Regions from separate parts of the Homo sapiens genome. Here region 1 is linked to region 2. The links are chromatin loops, found by intact Hi-C in ENCODE. Cell type or tissue: gastrocnemius medialis. All regions are shown on one strand.

Region 1 (2,500 bases), 540 kb before region 2:
TTAATATCATAAAGACAAGCATCTCTGACTGATAAAGGGGATGTAACCAGCCCACAAAGTCTGCAAAACCTAAATCCACACACATCTGTGCAGGACAGAGGAGCTTATTACAATATTCAGTTTTCCTGCTGGGAAAATTTGAATCTGGAAGTACTACTAAAGAGACATGCAAGGAGCACATGAGTCATGACAGTTCTGACGCCACGCTCATGGTTACTGACTCGCAGGTGCTGGAGCATTGGAGCACAGCGAAAAACCTGAAGTCACTCCCACTCTGGGATGGTACAATTCACAAAGCAGCATTGTTCCCTGGAATCTTGCTAACTGGATGTCAACCCAGATGTATTTTTCAATATATTTAACAATATCTGTAAGTCACAAGTAAGGGGTATTCTTTTCCACCATCCTCAGGATTACAAATAGAAATTCTTCCTTCACCCCATGTCAATGGTTGAGATTAATTTATCGCCCATTCACACCCTTCCCCCAAACCAGCCTTGCCCCTGTCCCGCCCATTTCTGGGGAAGAGAGGGGAGCCACTCGTCAAGTCAACATGCGCACCATCCTCCTCGGTCCCATCTCCTCCCGGCCCTCCTGACACATGTCCTTGTTGTTGCTTGTCTTGCTTGTCACATCTAAGTGTTCCTCTTTCCCCGGCATAGCTGTGTTCATCCATTTCCCCACTTAAATCTCTTCAGCCAGGCAATGGGAGGTTTCCCCTTTTCCAAGAGAATCACCTCCAAGCTCCTCAGCGTGGCACTTGGGCTTCCCATGCTCACCCAAATATCCCTTTCTGTCTTTCGTGCCTGCTGCTTCCTCCCTGACCGTCCGGCCATGTGGGCCTGCCTGGGGTGGCTATGGGTTCTCCCGGTCTCCATGACTCTGCTTGTGCCACTGCCCATAGTCACCTCTGGCTCCAGCCTCTCCTAGCTGCCCACGTTTTCCCCCAAAAGCACTTGATTCACACACTGCCTCCTTCTGTCTGCCAGACCGTTCCCTCTTCCTAGGAGACCTTCCTGCTCCTTTTGTGTCTGGAAGAATCCAGCTTATCCTCCAAGGCTTGGAAGAGACACCACAGGCTCCTCACCCTGCTCTGTGCACCACCCCCGCTTTGTGTCCTATGGTAGCTCCAGGTCATTCATGGCTCTACTGCAGCCTCTTCACAGTGCCGACCTGCACCTCCCTGCCTCATCTTTCCCATCTCTACTACTGCCTGTCTCAGTGAAGGGCACTCGTCCATCCAGGGCCTCTGCTGCAAACCTGTCCCATTTGGCAAGAGGCTGGCCTCTCTGCAAAAAAGGCGCCCAGTCCTGCTTCAGGGAATCCATTCCCTTTAGAGCTCCGTCGGTCCCTCCTTCCTTCCCTTTCTTTGTCATTTTGCTCAGGACCTGGATCTCGGCAAGAGGAGAAGTACTTCTAGAAGAAAGCAGAACACTAGAAGGTAAGCGCCATGGCTGGGAATATGCCAGTGCCTTTGGCCAAACTGCTCAGAACCACTCCCAGGCCATGCTAGCCAGCCTGGGTTCCCCCTTCTGGAAAGATGAGGAAAATGCAGCTTTCCCCCAAAGCCACTGGGCACAGCTCCTTCCCATGGCCTCATCCCTTCCTAAGATCTGGGCCTGGGAGGGTATCCCTGGGCTACCCTCAGAATGTGATTTGGAAAGAAATGACAGCCTTCATATATATATATATATATTTATATTTATATTTATTTATATTTATATATTTATATTTATATATATTTATATATATATTTATATATATTTATATATTTATATATATATTTATATTTATATATTTTGAGACGGAGTCTCTCTCTGTCACCCAGGCTGTAGTGAAATGATGCTATCTTGGCTCACTGCAACCTCCACCGCCTGGGTTTAAGTGATTCTCCTGCCTGAGCCTCCTGAGTAGCTAGGATTACAGGTGTGCACCACCACGCCTGGCTAATTGTTTATATTTTAGTAGAGATGGGGTTTCACCATGTTGCCCTGGCTGGTCTTGAATTCCTGAGCTTAGGCAATCCACCCACCTTGGCCTCCCAAAGTGCTGGGATTGCAGGAGGGAGTCACTGCATCCAGCTCCATATATATATTTTTAAAGGGTTAATTTTTCTCCTCCTCGTGTAATGACCCCATGTGGTCTTTTTATCTCCTCCCCACTGGCTACTCCCCATTGATCCCCTCAGGACAAGAGTACTATAGATTATGGGTTGGTTGGTTTTAATACAGAATCATCTTGGCATATGTCCATGATAACCCAGGTAACAAACAAAACTATTCCCATCTGGACACACTCAAGTACCACAGGTTCATAACCAGTCTCATGGACAGCTGTGGGGTGTGGGTCTGAGTCTCACGGACAGCTGTGGGGTGTGGGATTGAGTCTCAGTCGCAGTCCCATCTCTTTACTAGTTGTGTTAACTTGTGAAGGATATTAGTTTATTTATTTCTCAGTGGCTGAAAGATGGTATTAGGACCTGTCTCAGAGGCAGGGCCAA
Region 2 (2,500 bases):
GTCTTTCACTGAAACTCATTTGTCTATGATCACTGTCCAAACCCCATTCAGTGTCCTGTAGATTTGCAAAAGTCACTTCTCTACTCATTCTCATACTTTCCAATCAATGTAACACCAGAAAACTTCGTCCTTTAGCTTAAGCACATCTCCCATTAAGTATTGGTCAGTTCTATCTAACTTACACTGGCATCTATCATTTAGCATTGTTCTAACCAAGGGTATCACTATTGCTTCCAGGCCAAATGAACAAGTATAAATAGATGGCCTACTTTTCAGCTCTACTTCAGATAATTCCCTTACACAATCACAGAACATCCTGTGAGACAGAGAGAGACACTGAGTGTGTGTGTGTGTGTGCGTGTGTGTGTGTATATCAGGTCAGAAAATTCACTATGCCATACATTACATTCTAAGTCAAGAGTCTTCACAAAATAATGAGTTTCCAAGAACTAAAATGGATAATCACAAAATAGCAATGTTGTAACACTAGACCAGAAAACTTCAAATCTAACATTCTTTACTTCCATAAACATTTCAGCTCCACTATAAATTTTACCAAGTTAGCTCTTTTGTATTTAGTACATATACACAGACACACATTCAAAGAAAAACCACTAGCTCAAGACTTTGATTTTATTCTTAATTCCAATACTTGATAAGCAAAAACATTATAACTACTCATCTTACTACAAGATCTGATTGAAAATCATTTTTCATTTTAAAGCACAGATGCTTTTTGTAATACATGCTGAATGGATTCCTTTTAGTAAAAACCCATAAATTCTAATGATTTTTAGTAGTCCAGTTCTTATAAAAATGTCAGTAGTAATGTAAATAAAATAGTTTTAAGCATTTTAATATCAGTATCAGGGTTTGAAATGCAATACATGGTTCTGAGATACTTCATAAAATAGATGTCTATTTCAAACAGTATTTTTTTTTAACCTAGGTTCTTTTCTCACAGGAGTCTTCAACAAAATATGTGTATTTTCATCCAAAGTCACAGTGTGCCACCTAGTGCTGTATGGAGATTTTACAGAGGCCTGTTCAAATACTTAATGTTTCAACTAAAAGTATAAAGATCAGCCTTCAGTGAAAGTTTTTATGTTCAAATCTTACAGTACATAATCTAAGAAAGTGTTTACAATAGTTACCAAAGAGGCTAGGTACTTCTGAGACTTGCTCCCAAAGAAACTTCTTTCTCTTAGGTTTAAAATATCTAAATAATTTCAACAACTTTCCCCATAATCTTGAAAAGGTTACAAGTACTGTTTACTAAATGTCTATGTATCTGTCTCCATAAAACTTTCTACTTTATACAAGTTCTTCAAAATCCATTCATACCACTATCTGCCCATAAAATGAAATTCTTGTATCTTTTTTCCAATGTTTTTCAGCTTTCTGAATAATTCAGAAAAGAACCTTTCTCTTAAATTCCCACTACTAACGCCCTTAATACTTTGGGTAGCATGAAGACAAGATTACTAGTCATGCAGCTTACCTGAGAAACCATGTAACTAGTACAATTTTCCTAATATTACAGAATGATAAGCTGGAATCCTGTTCAGTAATTTACGATAACTTTATCAGTTTTTACCAATATTTCACACCATCTAAAGGTAAAACCATAGATGAACTAAGGATGGCTAAACTATTATAAGGGGGAAACAACTTCTCTCTTGTATGAGCTACTCTGTTCTGGAGTCTCTGTTATAGCTCACTAGCCTATACACTAAATGATATATCAAGTCTTACCGAGTCTATCTCCTAAACACAACTGGAGAATGTAAATCCACTACCATCACCCTAGTCCAAGCTATCATCATCTCAAACCTAAATTACTAATACTGTATCAGCCTCCATGACAGAGACTACAATATGCATCAAAACCACTTGCTTTCTTTCCTGTCACAAAGCTAGACAACACCTTCCAGTCTTTCTTGCAGACAGATGGCCATGTGACTAAGTTCTGCATGCTAGAATATAGGGGAAAATGAGGTAAGCTATGTCCAGGTCTGGGTTTGCTTTTTTTTAAGTCTCCTGCATCATCAGCTATGTTCTCTCCCTCAATTCCCCACTTACTGGCCAGATGCATAGGATCTAGCAGACCTCTCTAAAGAATGATAGAGTCATAAGATAAAAAAAAAAATTTAGTCCCATCAAAATGTGAAAGGTCACATGCTGAATACCTACACTGAACTATTAAGTGAACAAGAAATAAACTACTAATCTGTTGGTTCCCCTTCCAGTTATGAAAACATAAAAGGCATCCACATTGGAAAGGAAGAAGTCTAATTAGCCTAGTTTGCAGATGACATCTTTTACTTAGAAAAAGATAAAGACAGCCAGGTGTGGTGGCTTACACCTGCAATCCTAGCACTTCGAGAGGCAGAGGCAGGAGAATTGCTTCAGCCTGGGAGCTCAAGGCTGCAGTGAGCTATGATCGCATCATTGCACTCCAGCCTGGGTGACAGAGTGAGACCTTGTCTCAAAAAAAAAA

What was found. Peaks named below come from ENCODE experiments on the same cell type or tissue, not always from the same donor. Only the 100,000 strongest peaks of a DNase experiment are listed, where the experiment ranks them.
Region 1: a loop joins it to region 2, with 2.7 times the contacts of the local background. A loop is called at or near these places in 8 of 110 quality-filtered maps.

What each region holds. Positions count from the first base shown.
Region 1 is chr15:76,328,963-76,331,462 of GRCh38, forward strand. No RefSeq gene overlaps it. Among named protein-coding and RNA genes, the nearest start is that of ISL2, 6.6 kb to the right of the region's middle. In gastrocnemius medialis, a CTCF peak has its summit at 1,541 (motif pointing left); a DNase peak (open chromatin) is centred at 1,471; H3K27me3 peaks cover 476 bases.
Region 2 is chr15:76,865,903-76,868,402 of GRCh38, forward strand. The region is part of intron 2 of SCAPER (S-phase cyclin A associated protein in the ER); the gene reads right to left. Among named protein-coding and RNA genes, the nearest start is that of SCAPER, 38 kb to the right of the region's middle. In gastrocnemius medialis, a CTCF peak has its summit at 1,010 (motif pointing left); a DNase peak (open chromatin) is centred at 349; H3K27ac peaks cover 1,368 bases.